Regions from separate parts of the Homo sapiens genome. Here region 2 is linked to region 1. Evidence: chromatin loops called from intact Hi-C (ENCODE). Cell type or tissue: endothelial cell of umbilical vein. All regions are shown on one strand. Links, peaks and the distances in the headings refer to the core of each region. The heading gives the core; the rest is flanking DNA.

What was found. Hi-C counts contacts between places; a loop is a spot of excess contacts. Peaks named below come from ENCODE experiments on the same cell type or tissue, not always from the same donor. Only the 100,000 strongest peaks of a DNase experiment are listed, where the experiment ranks them.
Region 2: it touches region 1 in a loop (13-fold over the local background); 1 of 110 quality-filtered maps calls a loop at or near these places.

What each region holds. Positions count from the first base shown.
Region 1 is chr14:69,994,332-70,002,484 of GRCh38, forward strand. SMOC1 (SPARC related modular calcium binding 1) reads left to right here. Exons shown (of 12, transcript NM_001034852.3): 7 at 69-149. Among named protein-coding and RNA genes, the nearest start is that of SNORD169, 20 kb to the left of the region's middle. In endothelial cell of umbilical vein, for the core only: no CTCF peak of the experiment used is centred there; DNase peaks (open chromatin) are centred at 3,710 and 5,130.
Region 2 is chr14:69,897,693-69,905,845 of GRCh38, forward strand. All of the region lies in intron 1 of SMOC1 (SPARC related modular calcium binding 1), which reads left to right. Among named protein-coding and RNA genes, the nearest start is that of SMOC1, 22 kb to the left of the region's middle. In endothelial cell of umbilical vein, for the core only: no CTCF peak of the experiment used is centred there; DNase peaks (open chromatin) are centred at 3,629 and 4,119; H3K27ac peaks cover 310 bases.

The DNA of each region.
Region 1 (8,153 bases), core at 1,940-5,939:
GAGGTTACACTTCCACTCACATAGTCTCTTTGCCCAGACTTTTTCTCTCTCCTTTTCCTCACCCCTAGAAATCACAGCCCCAACTCTATGGATTAAACACTTGGTGATCAAGGACTCCAAACTGAACAACACCAACATAAGAAATTCAGGTAAATAACCTTCCTTGGATTATATATGTACCCAGTCCATCCTTCCTTGCCCCGTGGTTCTGTGACTACTTATTGTGTGGGTTTGGAAAAATCATTTAATCTGTCTGGTTGTCAATTTCTATAGCTATAAAATAAAGAGATTGGATAAGTTAATCCCTTCCAACTTTAATTTTCTTCAATTATCATCTCAGAGATCATCTTTCTTAGGTCGTTGATCCTCTTAACAAATTTCTTTGACTGTATATTATAATATTTTGGTTAACTTTCCATATGCCATGCAGAAGAATTTGAAAGAATGACTGGACATAAAGAAGTTGGACTTCAAGCCTGGAGGGAGTCGATTCTGTGTGTTTTGAAGGCTCTAAATAGGTGCTTACAGTCATGTCTTCTCTGGTCTGATCTTTTGGTAGGGGGTCTTGTGAGTGGTCAAGTTTGAGCACTGGCTGAACCCTCTGTAGAAAGTGATAATTTTTGAGGGGTGATCATATTTGTAGGATTTTTTTGTAGACTCTATTTAATAACAATAAAGACCAGAGTCAGTAAAGTCTATTTACTATCAATAAAGACTGAATGTTCATCAACAGGAAAATGTGTTCACAAGCGAAATCTGTATCTCTATCAAGGAGGATCATCTTTTCAACCGAAGACTTCATTATGCGAAATACCACTCTGCATAATTTATGCCTGGTTGTTGAATTTAGCCCTATCTTCTTTTCCTTATAGGTGGCAAGACTATGAACAAAAGATATATGACTTTGAACCAGCAGGCAGAATTTTACATGACAATCAATTAATGAGTGTCCTGTCATTGGTCCCCTTTAAGTTGACCTGTTCACCAGCTCTGTCCTAATGGTGGCGATGTGGCATTAGAATGCAAGGAATTATATAGACCAGGAGGTGAATTCACACGCCATCAGTTGAGTTCCTCTGTGACTTGGGCTGGTCATTGCCTTTTCATGTGTCTGTTCACTGATAAAAGTTGGAGATATGGGATGGTGGAGTGAAAGGAGACTGTGAACCCCCTTGGGTCAGTCTTTGACAGAATAGTGCAGTGGTTAAAGCACAGGCTTTGGAATTAGTGAAACCTGGGTTCACATTGTAGCTCCAACACTTAGTGACCCCAGTCAAGTCACATAATTCCTTTGAGCCTCAATTCTCATTCACAAAATGGGAATCACAATCTCTCCCTCAAAGGACTATGGTTAAAAGTTAACTAAGATAATGTCTATATGGCACTCAACTGATGCCTGGCTAACTGATAAATTGTAAGTACATATATTTATTATTATCATTATTATTGGTATGAATAACGGGAATAGTAATGATGGTGCTTATTTTGAAAATTCTTCAATCAGAAAGAATTTATGATTGTCACCTTAAGCAAAGGCATCTATTAGGCTTCTTCTTAGGACCCCCTCTATTCCCCTTTCCCTGTTAGGCAAATATAAATCAAATAGAAGTGGTTTTGGTGCCTGTAGTACCTGGTGCCGGAAGTAACATTTGCAACTGGTCTCCTAGTCCCTGAGGCCCTGGAAGGTCTGCAAGACCCCCATGAGTTAATTCTCATTCTGTGACCAAGTGGAAGATACGAAGGTGAGCTCTGAATTATAACATACAGCACTTTTTTGGCTGAAACACTCACTTGGCCCTTAACAATTGTTTCCTTGAATTTCTTTTTCACTTACCCATGCATTTGATTGCTTTGGGGAACGATGGAGGAGAAAAGATCATCATCATCATCATCAAAATTAGAATAGCACTGTCATAATAGCTACTTTGTTATCAGGTCCTGTGGAACTTTACATTTGTGTCATCTCACTTGAGCTTCCCCATAACCCTATGAGATAGCTATTGTTCTTGTCTCCATCTTGCAGATGAAGAGTCAGAGGCTGAGACAGAGGAAGTAACTTGTCCTGAGTCATAGCTAGGGAGTGGTTGGGCTGGAGAAAACTAGTTATCCTTGGGAATAGAATGCCTGTCTTCTTGGGCTGTATTCTCTGCATGTAGTAAAGTGGTGAGGTCAAAGTCAGTTGATAATCTTTGCTTCCGCTGAAGTTCTTCTGCTTTCATTCCTACTCTCCAATTAGATGAGAATAGGGTCATGTTGAGAAATGGATTCTGGGCAGGTCCATCCACTTTCCTTTTGTTGGGGTGGCCTGGCCACGTTTATTTTTCTCTGGCTGACCCCAGTTATATCTGTAAGGTTCGTGTATATGACAGGATAGTTGGGAGAGACCTAACAGTTCTCTGGGAGAAACTGAGACCAGGGCTAACTGTTAGAGATTGATAACTTAGGAATCTCCTACTCAACTGAGACTTTTTCCATCTTGATCAACTGGTAATATTGACTGAATGCCTATCAATCTCTTTGATATAATTATGTATAAAATATATGGTGCCACAAAGGCCTGTAACAGGGGTTGTCAAATGGTCTCTTGCCTTCTTTTGAAAATAAAGTTGGGTTGGATCACAGCCACAGCCATATATTTGTGTAGTGTCTGTGACCATTTTCATCTAAATAGTAGAGTGGAATAGTTGTGACAGACCCTGTATGGCCTGCAAAGCCTAAAATATTTATTATCTGACCCTTTACAGAAAAGCTTTCTGGCTTCTGGCATATATGATTGAAATAGAAGCATTTGGATGGGAGTGTGTGTATGGGGATGTCTTACTTAAGTTTTCTGGCCCCTCTCATAGTCCAGGCAGGAGGATGCTCCCTGACATGCCCAGGTAAGCCTGCATCAGCACAGGAGCTCTGAGGCAGCTCACAAGGCTCTTCACCATCTCACACATACCTTTTCCAAGCTTTAATGTCCGGTTCTGGTGCATGCTCCCACAAACGGGTTGCCAAAAAAGCATCTTGATGTTTGGCTTTCTTAGGTAGTGGATAGGGAGTCTTTTGCATGTAGCGGAGATAAACCATGTAATGGCAAAAGCATGGGCTTTGGTGTCAGACAAACCTATAACCTGGTTTCCAATGCTAGCTTCCTACTGAGAGGTTTGGTGAGCTTGGGAAAGTTAATTAACTTCCCTGAGTCTTGATTTCCTTATATGTAAAACAAAGTTTTAGTGCCTTGCAGGATTTCTTTGTGAGGACTCAAGAGCATCTGTGTAATGCCTGGCACATAGTAGGTATACCATAAATGATTTTTTAAACCCAACAAAACACTGGTGACTCTTGGTGGAATATCTTTATGTCTTTTGCTAGCCACTTGTCACATGTTATCATATTTGGTTTAATGAGAAGTCAGATATACCTTAATGATAACTTATGTCTGGATATTTGGCTCTGGTAGGGACTGGAGCCTTTTGGCCAAACACCTGAGACAGTTTTTCATTAGAGTTTGATGGATGATCCTGGGTTCAGGTGTGCTTCAGCCTGCATCCCCGGGGAGGTTGCCATGGGACTCCGTGAAGCCCATCGGGGTGAGAGCTCTTCTTCTCAGCTGTCTCTCAGAGGCAAAAAGGCTATCCCAGTTTCTTTTACACCCCACACATCCTTTTTTCACACTCAGACCCTGTGACGCCAGGTTTGTTTTCTGGCCTGGGGATTGTTGATGTTGGAAAGGTTCCACTGGGCAGCTGAAGTTTTGCAATAACATGACACATATGCCTACAGACTCTCCTAGTCTCCCTCTCTGCTCCTGGAAGTTTTGGCCCTTGTTTTTAAGGCTTTGTCATGTGTTCACTATAGTCAGTGTCGCCTTTTGAGTAATTGGCAGGTTCAGCATTGACAGATTTGCTTCTTTGCTCTTCTCTTCAGTTCTCGCCTCCATTGAACCTCTCCTCCATTGCATCTCCAGTGCACCAGGAATTCCTTTTGCATTCAGGAAGACAATGTACCTGGCCAGCTAATACGCTAGAACTTGAGAACAGCATCTTCCCATAGATGAGTGTTGGATGGAGCCTCTGTTCTGCTTTTATAAGGAAATATGAACTCTTGCTAAGTTTTTTTTTTTTTTAAATCAGGGGTTGGCTACCAAGGCATTTCTTAATATACCTAGTGTTTAAAATATTTTTTAACCATCTATATGTTACAGAAGATAAAGATATGAAATAAGTGACAAGAATTAGGTTTCATCTAATTCTTCACCTCATCTTCTCATGTTTCTAATTTGACTATGTGCAGGCACTTTCCTATGGCTCTGATTTACATCTTTGTTTCTATATGACGAACTTCCACCCTTTCTCTTCTGGGCAAGTATAATCTCTCAGGAAATATCTTCATGCACTTCTCTGTGCAGCAAAGTAATGCTCCCAAGGCCCACCACTCATTTCCTTCTGCCCTGGGGGCTTGACTCTGTGGCCTCAAGTGGAGTAGAGAGGTGTGACTTCCCTCTTTGTTTTGTCATCTCTTTCTTTCCTTTGTCCCTGTTTTTTTCCAGTTAACTTCTTCCATGATCTGATCAAGGGCCTCAAGGAGGCCCTAGACCCTGGCCCTGTGAGTTAAATCTGAAAGGGCCATGCCTTTCCTCCCTTGCCTCTTAGACCCACAGCGCTCCCTTCTCTACATCATTGAATGGAGCAGCTCATGGTGACTCTGCTCCCTGGAGATACAGCCATCAGCACAGACATAAGGTGGAAATGCATTTCTTTTAAGTTTTACCATGAAAGTGACACCCTGGCCTCCTCGTGCATGACTGTGACTGTGTTTTCTCATGTCACCTTACCTGTCACAGGTAAGCTGTTCACAGTATCAGAGTGCTGCTCTTCTAGGCCTGCTTCAGGCCATTTGGCCACGTCTTGGATTGCTTCTTCCTCACCCAGGAAGTTCCTGCTGGGATAGCTGCTATGACTGGGACTTGGGGTCACTGAGGCAACTGCACCTCCTGGCTGGATTCCCCACCCCCCAAGCCAGCACTCTTGGCCCGCCTAGAAACCACCGGCTGATGTAATGACTTGAGGCCTGGAAAAATAAACAGCTCGCAGGGAAACCAGCGGTAGCCGTCGTAAGCAAATACCCCATGGCCACCTGGAATCTCGCACATGACGTGATTGGGAGGAAGAATGAGTAATCCACTAACGTTAGCAGCCGAGGATGGGTCTGGGCTTGTGTGCATTTAAAATATCTATATAAAAATACACCCTGGATATTTATTTCCATAACTGGCCTTCTGGATGTCTGCCCATCTCTCTGATGCAGGTGCCTTGGTCAATCATGGCCAGTAGAATTGAGCTGGGGATGGGGGATGGGTGGTCATCCCTATGGCTTTCTCCATGGCAACAAAGGCCTTTTTCTTTCTTAAAATTTCCCTTTGCGGAGAGAAGCAATAAACACACTTGGAGGCCCCATGAAGCCTAGCCGCACAGTCCATTTTTACCTTGTTTTAAAATTAGCTTTCCTGGTCGCCTTGCTCCTTTGCCCCATGTTGTCTGCTTGGAACACAAAGGTGTGGGAGGGTGGAGGGATGTGCTGCAGGACACAGCACTGGGATGACGTGCTGCACCAGCAAGGGTTCTGTTTCTGTTTCTGGAGGTGAGTGTGTCTGCTTTTTAATGTTAGATAGCAAAACTACGTGCCCTGGTATTTTCCTTTTGGCCTCTGCTGCTAAGACACTGAAATTGAAGATCTTGCCCAGGTATTGTCATTGGCTCATTCCAATTTTCTGGAAGTCAACTACAGTCTCTGCTTAGATCTGAGCATCCTTGTTCTGTGTTTATTTGTAAAGTGGCTTTGGAAGTAGACGGGGTCTACATCTCATAAACACACTCACACAGGCAACACTCATGTTTTGGGGAGTAAAGAGTGAAGTTGTGATACTTTATTTTGATAAATTTAAATAGCTTTTCCATCTTCCACCTTTGTCTGTGCCTTCTCCTCCCTTTCTGTCTAAATTTTTATTTGCTAGAACTTGCTCTTAAAAGTACGGAGACTGTCAGTTTAAGGCCAATGAAAGTACAGAGACTGTCAGGTTAAAGCCAATGAAGTTACTGAGAAAAACTAGAAAAAAGGCAGCTTGCTATTTCTCAGTACTTGTCATTGCAAAGATACTGTGAAGTATTTCATATTCTTTTTGGTGGAAGGGTCATATCTGCTCACTTAATGCCATGAGTCAATAGAGATGGGAACTTTTCTAAAATTTGAGCGGGTGCGAGTCAGTGATGCCTTGGGGGAAAAGTTAAAAAGAAAAATGCCTCCATGCTATATTGGGACAATCCATCCTGGAAGAAATATCCTCTGTAGAATTTCGATCTTGTTCTTCCCTGCCCTGTAGGAACTCAGTCTCTGCGTGGGAAGGAAGCGGTCACCACTTCAGACCATGGTGAGCCATGCATGACCATTTTGGGTTACACAGAGAGAAACTATTTAGACAGGCTGGTTGGTTTGTAATTTTCCCTTACACCTCCTCACCCATGACACTTCATCCCAGCAGCATGCCCTACTTACAGTGCCAACTGTAAACATCCCTGTGAGGAGGTGGCCTCGGCCAACGTCAGGGATATGGGGTGGACGGTGTTACTTTTGTGCTGAAGATGGGATCTCCGAGACATAGCAGGTTAGGTGTGGCTCACAGGCCACATAGCAGGGCTGTGGAAAGAGGTATGAGGTACGAGGGAGAACCTGAGAGCACCGAGCAGCCTTCCCCTTAACCCAGCCCCTTCCTGGTGCTCTGTTCCACTGGGACTTGGGAAGCTAAGTTTGGATCTGGCCCCTGAGTCACTGGGAAGTGCACCTGATTTTGTTTAATTGTAAGACTGTGGGCCGTTAGAGTGAGAAGGGCCTGAGAGTCATCTAGCATTGCCGCTTAGTTTTAAATGAGAAAACAGGAGCCCAGACTTGCTAAGGGCCTTGTCCAAGGTCATAGATCCATCAAGAACTATCATGTGCTAAGGCCTCTGTTTGCCACTGAGGGGTCAAAGGATGAAATACAAGGAACATTTAAGGCAGGAGCTGACCACTGGGCAGTGGTGCACCAAAGGGATGGGGGGTGATGGTGTGGTCCATACCAGTGGGGAGGAGTATTTTATCACTGACATTGTTTTGAATTGCTGGCATAGTGATTATAAAAAGCAGATAGACTCTTAGCTATATGTGCATATTTTTTTTAGTTTACCTACAGACCTAATACCCCTTTATTGCCTGCCTCTGGAGCATACTGCTCCATTCCCCTGCCCTTGGTCAGCTACTGGAGTCCTGTTGAGGAGACGGGTCATTCACAGGGATAGGGCAGGAAGACCATGTTTGCTCCACAATGCTACCTTAGACAAGCTAATAGGAATAGTAGCTACCATTTAGCAACTTACTGTGCCACCAGGTTTAATGTTTTTCACACACGATTGCATTTAATCTTCACAATGACCCTGTGAGGCATGTGCAAGAGTTACCTTACTTTTACACGTAAGGAACCTGAACTGGCCAAGGTCACAGAGAAAACAAGGGGTAGAGCCTGAATCATTGACCACAAAGCCCATGCTCTTGACTGCCTATATTGCCTCTATTCCAACTGTTGCTGACTTCAGAACCTCCTAACATGCCAGACCCTTCGATAGGAGTATGCAGGAGGAGTGATAGGCACTTACTACTGCTTTTAGCCTTGCCAAGGAAGCCCTAGTATTCCCTCATCCCCTACCTCTAGTTCCCTCTGACCGCCCTGAGTTCTCTCTGGCAGTTGAGCTTTTAGACCATCCTCACATCTCCATCTGGGCTGGAGCTGGAGACAGTTCTTCTCTTGGCCAGTGAGTTAATTAGAAAGGTGCTCCCTCCAGGGGGTCCTCCCGGGTCCCTTTGTAGGTTACAATTGAGGGATGATGTTAGATTTTTGCTTTCTTTTGCTGCCTATTCTGTGGGGGAAAGGGCTTTTTAGCTTAAAGGGGATGGAAAAACCCATGCCAACAGAAGTGTGACTTTAATTCGTGCAAATTCTGTTTCTATTCTCCCCATACCCTCCCTCTACCTGATACAAACCTGAGCACAATTTCGGTGGCTGACTTTGTTCTGTTTGCCAGCGATGTTTGCTTTTTCCTTGCCCTGGTAGAGCCTTTCCTTTTCTGGGCCAGTTGTCT
Region 2 (8,153 bases), core at 2,300-6,299, 96 kb before region 1:
GTATTCCTAATTCCTCTCTCCCATCTCTTGTATCATGCTGTCATTTATTTAACTTATATGTAAGCTATACTCATGGACTACATTGTTGCTAATATTATTATTTTGAAAAAACTATTATCTGTTAAATTAATTGAGAATATAATAAATACAAGTTTTAATTTTGCCTCCACTTGTTCTTTCTCTAATGCTCTTTCTTTATGTAGATCTGAGTTTCTGAGCTATGTTTTTTTTCCTTCTCTCTGAATAACTTCTTTTAACATTTCTTACAAGGCAGGTCTACTGGCAACAAGTTTCCTCAGTTTTTATTTGCCTCAGAGTCTGTTTCTCTATCACTTTTAAAGGATAATTTTGCAAAATACGGAATTCTAGGTTGATGACTTTTCCCCTCAACATTTTAAGTATTTCACCACACTCTATTCTTCCTTGCATGGTTTCTGAGGATAAGTTGGATATAATTCTTATCTTTGCTCTTCTATACATAAGGTGTATTTTCCTTTGGCTTCTTTCAAGATTTTTTTCTTTATCTTTGATTTTTTTTGCAGTTTGAATATGATATGACTAGGGTTTTTGTTTTTTGCAATTACCTGGCTTAGTGTTCTCTCTGAGCTTTCTGGATCTGTGGTCTGGTGTCTGGCATGAATTTTGGGGAAATTCTCAGTCACTATTGCTTCAAATAATTCTTCTGTTTCTTCCTTTCTTCTCCTTTTAGTATTCCCATTATACATGTTATACCTTTCATGGTTTTCCCAAAGTTCTTGTATATTCAATTCTGTTTTTTTTTTCCAGTCTTTTTTCTCTTTGCTTTTCAGTTTTGGAAGTTTCTATTGCCATATCCTCAAGCTCAGAGATTCTTTCCTCTGCCATGTCCAGTCTACTAATGAGCCCATCAAAGGAATTCTTCATTTCTTTTATAGTGTTTTTGATCTCTTGCGTTTCTTTTTGATTATTTCTCAGAATTTCCATTTCTCTGTTTATATTACCTATCTGTTCTTGTATGTTGTTTACGTTTTCCATTAGAGCCCTTAGCATATTAATCATAGTTTTAAAAAAATTCCTGATCTAATAATTCCAACATCTCAGCCATGTTTGTCTGCTACTCATGCTTGCTCTATCTCTTCAAACTGTGTGTTTTGTTTGTTTGTTTGCCTTCTAGTATGCCTTGTAATTTTTTGTTGAAAGCCAGCCATGACGTATTGGGCAAAAGGACTTGTGGTAAATAGGCCTTTAGTGATGTGGTGGTAAGATGTGGGGGGAGGAGAAGCATTCTATAGTCCTATGATTAGGTCTCAGTTTTTTGGTGAGCCTGTGCCCTTGGGCTGTGAACTTCGTAAGTGCTTCTCAGTGTTTCCCCCTACCTTAGGTGGAGCATGATGGCTAGGGTGGGCTGGAGTTTATTTCCCTTCTCCCAGGTAGGTTAGTCTCTGATAAAATCCCAACAGATTAGGCTCTGGTAAAATAGTTTCTCCTGATGGCAAAGGCCTTGTTACGGGAACAGAATGCTTTGCTGTGGTTCAAAATGGCTGCCTTCTCCCTCTTCTGCCGGAAGGGTTGGGATCTGTGTCTCTACCCGAGTTTCATGTTCAATTGTAATCCCCAGTGTTGGAGGTGGGGCCTGGTGGGAGGTGATTGGATCATAGGGTTGGATCCTTCATGAATGATTTAGCATCATCCTTTTGGTACTATTCTCGTGACAGAGTTCTCATGAGATCTGGTTGTTTAAAAGTGTGTGGCACCTTCCCCCTCTGGCTCTCTTCCTTCTGTTCCAACTTTGTAAGATGTTCCTGCTTCCCTTATGCCTTCCGCTATGATTGTAAGTTTTCTGAGGCCTCCCCAGAAGTAGACACCACTATACTTCCTGTAGAACTATGAGCCAACTAAACATTTTTCTTCATGAATTGTCCAATCCCCAGGCATTTCCTTATAGCAATGTGAGAACGGACTAATACAAATGGCAAGGAGATTTTTCTTTGATATTCACTGTGAGAACCAGGTAGGGCTCCTGGAGGTAAAACTCACTAAAATGTGGAAGTCCCCCTAAGTCTAGGTGCCCTTGCAGTTTTTGACCCTCAGACTTATTCCTCCTGAGCCTCTGGCAGGTTGTCAGTTACAGTTTAGGCTTTCCTACCTAAACTGTTGAGGTTTAGATACCGGTTTAGGTTTTCTTACCATACTGGTTCCTGTGGAGATTTCTGCCCTGGTAAGCTGTGATTCTCTGTATCTGCCTGTCTGTCCAATTTTGGGGGCAGTGGTTTGCCATGTGAAATGAGAATTGTTGATTTTCAGTTTGTTCAGCTTTTTACTTGTTGTTAGGATGGACTGGAGGCTACCAAGCTTCTTACATACTCGCCATACCCATTTCTATTCACTCCAGACACACACAAACAGAGTGTGCTCAGTGGTGGATTATGGAAACTTTTTCACAGTTCCTGCTCATGTGGCTGTGCTTTGCTAAAGTTGTCAATGCAGAGGGAGGCCTAGGAAGAGAGGAGGAAGGCCCACCTGTGCCTCCTAGAGCCAGCCATGTGGGAAGCAGCCACCCAACTACCTAGTCCTTATGGGATGTGGCTGAGGGTAGGGAGTGTGTGTGCCATTTATTTCATGTTGAAACTCCTAGCAAAGAACCCGGCACAGCGCTAGTGTTTTCTGCTATTCAAATCAACACGTTCTACAAAAATTTATTGAGCTACTGCTATGTGCCAGCTAGTGTTCTAGGCACTGGGAAACAAAATACAACAGGGAACGAGATAGTCCCTCGTTTATGGAGCAGTACATAATGGACAGCACTTATAACACTTATCTGGCTCTTCTTATGTGCCGGGTACTTTTCTAAGCCCCTTTGCACATACTAATCCATCTTATTCTGATGACAAAGACATTATTATCATCCCATTTTACAGAGGAGAAAACTGAGACACACAGAGATTCATTGACCTGAGATGCTTACTTCAGGCAGCAGGGTGTTTACTCACAGCTTAATAATGTGCTGGAAGGTGTCAAGAAAACAAACATGTTCTTGCCTATCCCCAACACCCAAAGGCTCTCCTGTTGTGTTAATTATGAGAAACCTGATAACCAGGCATTCCCTATTGCTAAAACAAGGTGAATTGCACTTCTCCATCATTGTGCTTGCCACAGCTGATTAAACTCATGGCCACATGCCACAATGGCCTGGTCTAGCATGACCTTTAGTCATGCCAGCCTGTAACTGGCCATTATTAGCAAAATCTTATCCTCTTCTTCGAGGACAGATTTTTCTTACCCTCTTCTTGTTTTTGGGTTGGAGCTGCTCCTTTACTGACATGAAATTGGGAATCTCAACTGGGCAGCTGCAGTTCTAAAAAGATGATGTCCAATTCCATGGAAGACCAAGTCTTAAGGGTCACATGCAACTGCTATACCATGTGATGAAATTTAAAATGAGAGATATCTTTTCTCAGCTCCTTCTCCCATACTCAGGAGATGTCCAGGAAGATGAAGAGAAGTGCTATAGCATAAATTAGTAATAGTCCATGAGGGTCCAAAGAGAAGGGCTGCTTGAATTGTTAAGGTACATTTGCCCTCTGACCATCTTTGTTCAGGGCCTGAAGCACAGCTCTAACCAGGAGGTGCATTTTGACTCATTTCCTCACTCCTTTGTTCAGCCTTTGACTCATTCATTCACTTGTTGTGGATATCCTAATTTCTGCAGTTTAAACTGTAAATATTCTTGGGGATGGAACTATCTGAGGTGGTCTGGGAATTATTAATTTACTGATGGCACACATCTTCACATTGTCCCTCAGCCTTCATGTAGTTCTGGCCCAGTTGCTTCTAAGATTTTATGAGTTGGCCTATAATGGGGCTGTGGAAAGTAAGGGGGATGTTGTGTTTGCATCTGTTCCAGAAAAAAACTCTGAGTTAAAAGTATTCTGATTCCTATTAGGGTAGGACATCTTAGGGAGGAATTTGACAAATGTCTGAGAAAGAATATCTTTTGCCAGATTGAAGAATTGTGCAAGTGCATATTGCAAAAGGCTTTGTCCTATGTCTTTGTTTTTCAAATGCACAAGAAGCTGTTCAGTGGTGCACACACCACCCCGCTGGGAAACAGGGACTTGTCAGCTGGCAAAATTCCATGATGCATTGGGAGAGGGAAATTCAGTGCATTCTTTGGTGGCTCTTTGCCTTGTCACCATCTTGAGATGCCTATTGTAGGAAACATCTGTTGTTTTGGTCTGCCCAGCCTCTACTCTGTCTTTTCTGGCAATAGAATCTCTACTTTCCTTTGGGGAACACCGTCCCTCACTCTACTCTTCATAACTTGAGTGGACTGATCCCACCTCCCAGTTCTAGGGTGAATGCATGACCCAGGCCTGATCAGTGTATGCCCTCCTCTGGTTTAGGAATGGTCATGTGACTTATGCTGGACCAGTGGATTCAATTTGGAGACTTTTTATTGAAACTCTGGAGAAAGACAAGCCCTGGGGTTTGTATGCTCTAAAGATGTAGGCCTGTAGTCATTGGTAGTTATTTGGTCACTATGAAGGAAAAGCTTGCTTCAAAATAAATCCAACACAGAGCAAAAGAAAGCTGAGAGAGGAAAGAGACAGGTTTCTTATAATATATTGTGAACACCTGGATCCCACTCTGCTAAAAGCTTCCTTAAATCTCTTGTTTGTATGAGCCAGTAGCTTCCTACGGTAGATTAAATATAGCCACAGTTTCTTTGTGGCTCCTTTCATTAAGAGATGGGGTCTATTTCCACACCTTTTGAATCTGGGCTGGCCTTGTGACTTGCCTGGACTCTTGAAGGTGGTGGGAGTGACACTGTGTGAGTTGTGGAGACTAGGCCTTGGGGTCCTTGCAGCTTCTGCCTTCACCCTGTGGGACCTCTGCCCTGAGACCACCCTTTAAGAAAACCATCTAGCCCTCTCCCTCTCCCTCTCCCCACGGTCTCCCTCTCCCTCTCTTTCCACGGTCTCCCTCTGATGCCGAGCCGAAGCTGGACTGTACTGCCGCCATCTCTGCTCACTGCAACCTCCCTGCCTGATTCTCCTGCCTCAGCCTGCCGAGTGCCTGCGATTGCAGGCGCGCGCCGCCACGCCTGACTGGTTTTCGTATTTTTTTTGGTGGAGACGGGGTTTCGCTGTGTTGGCCGGGCTGGTCTCCAGCTCCTAACTGCGAGTGATCTGCCAGCCTCGGCCTCCCAAGGTGCCGGGATTGCAGACGGAGTCTCGTTCACTCAGTGCTCAGTGTTGCCTAGGCTGGAGTGCAGTGGCGTGATCTCGGCTCGCTGCAACCTCCACCTCCCAGCCGCCTGCCTTGGCCTCCCAAAGTGCCTAGATTGCAGCCTCTGCCCAGCCGCCACCCCGTCTGGGAAGTGAGGAGCGTCTCTGCCTGGCCGCCCATCATCTGGGATGTGAGGAGCCCCTCTGCCCGGCTGCCCAGTCTGGGAAGTGAGGACCGCCTCTTCCTGGCCGCCATCCCGTCTAGGAAGTCAGGAGCGTCTCTGCCCGGCCACCCATCGTCTGAGATGTGGGGAGCCCCTCTGCCCCGCCGCCCCGTCTGGGATGTGAGGAGCGCCTCTGCCCAGCCGCGACCCCCTCTGGGAGGTGAGAAGCGTCTCTGCCCGGCTGCCCCGTCTGAGAACTGAGGAGCCCCTCCGCCCGGCAGCCGCTCCGTCTGAGAAGTGAGGAGCCCCTCGGCCCGGCCGCCACCCCGTCTGGGAGGTGTACCCAACAGCTCATTGAGAACGGGCCATGATGACGATGGCGGTTTTGTCGAATAGAAAAGGGGGAAATGTGGGGAAAAGATAGAGAAATCAGATTGTTGCTGTGTCTGTGTAGAAAGAAGTAGACATAGGAGACTCCATTTTGTTCTGTACTAAGAAAAATTCCTCTGCCTTGGGATGCTGTTGATCTACGACCTTACCCCCAACCCGGTGCTCTCTGAAACATGTGCTGTGTCCAGTCAGGGTTAAATGGATTAAGGGCGGTGCAAGATGTGCTTTGTTAAACAGATGCTTGAAGGCAGCATGCTCGTTAATAGTCATCACCACTCCCTAACCTCAAGTACCCAGGGACACAAACACTGCGGAAGGCCCCAGGGTCCTCTGCCTAGGAAAACCAGAGACCTTTGTTCACTTGTTTATCTGCTTACCTTCCCTCCACTATTGTCCTATGACCCTGCCAAATCCCCCTCTGCAAGAAACACCCAAGAATGATCAATTAAAAAAAAAAAAAAAAGAAAGAAAACCATCTAACCTACTGGAGGAGGAGAGGTCACGTGGAGCAGAACCGAAGTCCCCTAGCTGCCCCACATGTCAGTGAGGTCGTCTCGGACCTCAGCCTTGCTGACCTTCCAGCTGAATGCAGCTGCACTGGGGGGCCCAGGTGAAACCAGCAGGTGGATGGCCCCATCAGCCCACAGAATCAGAGTTGTTATTTTAAGCCACAAGGTCTTGGGGGTGGCTCATTATACATTAATAAATTCGCTGATAAATTTTTTATTTGCTTGAGTCCATTTGATTTTATTTTCTGTCATTCACAACAGAGAGTCAGGACTGATACACTTCTGTAATGAACTAAACCTTATCAGAAATGTACCTCTGTGGAACTTCTTCCCACCTATGAGTGAAACCAGCTGCCTTGATCTGGAGCTTCACTTGCCAAGCATGCATGCATGTGTGAATTCTCTTGCTGGTGGGATCTAGTTCTTGCTCATGTTTGTGTAACTTATCTGAACAATGGTGCCACTGTCTCCGAAGGGGTGGATTTCTCCAGCACATGCCCTTAAGGGAAGACCTTTCAACAGATCCTTCTCTACTGGTCACTTATGGGGTTTAGCACTTGGCATTCCTCAGCCTTGTTGTAGCTCCTCTTCATAGGCTCTCACACATGTGACTTCTGGGGTTACTGATCTGTCCTGAAAATGCCCAGGAGAGGTGAAGCATCAGCTACTTGAGACTAAGAAAAGTAGTAGAGGCAGTGCAATAGCATGGGCCCTGGAGTCAGACCTTCGTGGGCTCAAAGGCTGGCTCTGCCACCTGCTGCTGAGTGCCTTGTGCTCATCATGGAGCCTGTCTGAAACTCGGTCTCATAGGTGAAATGGGAGGTAATCATACTTCCTTCATGGGGTTGTGGTGACCAAAACATGAGGAGATGCCTCCCATGCAGTGTTGGTAGCCCAGATTTAGCAGCGATCCTTCAACATTGTTCCTCTTGAAGGTGGCAGGATATCACAGAACACCATCCCACCACTGCCCATCATGTTTATTTCATTCTTAACACTAGACAGAATCATGTCTTGTTTGATGTGTTATCAAGTTTGTAACGGGTTGCCTGTAATGAAGGGGGTGTTTTCTGATAGCATTCCTTTCAAATACAGACTCATATCGTGATGGTGGTCAGAATGGTGATGATAATACAAACAAATGATAACATCATGTGAAAATGTTATGTGTAAGAACAATATGATGATGGGAAGAGGTGCTATGGCAACACATAGGACATAGGGGCTGAGAGTCTTCTGAAGGCAGAGTCAAAGCAGTCCCGCCTGATGTAGGTATTTGACACCTAGCAGGAATTTCTAAGGCAGGAGTTGGAGAGGAACGTCCAAGCAGAGGGAACGCATGTGCAAAGGCATAGAAGTATGAGAAAGTATGTTCTAGAGACTGCAAGAAGTTCAGGATGCTGTGATGTAGGTTGATTGTGAGGGAATAGAAGGAGGGTAGCTGCAAAGGGAGGTGGTGACCCATCATGAGGGACAAGGCACCTACACACAAAGGAACGTCAACTTGGTGCTGTAGGCAGTGGGCATCATTACAGAATTTTAAGCAGGAGAGTAACATGAATAATGTTTTAGAAAGATCAAGCAGTGAGTAGTTTGGAGGGGGTGCAAGACTCCAGGCTGGGAGACCACTTATGAATTAATTACAAAAACCCACCTAGAGACCATGCGCATCTGAGTTAAGGTCAATGAGTTGATAGTGGGGTTGAAGAAAAGAAGGACTGAAAATATCAAGCAGGCAGTATTGTTGAAAGATGGCAGCCAGTTGGATGTGGAAGGGTGAAGGTGAAAGGGAGAAATCAAAGATGCCTACTTGTTTTCTTACTTAGATGACTTCAGAAATTAGGTGGTGTCATGAATCACATTGGGTAGTACAGAAAGAGAAG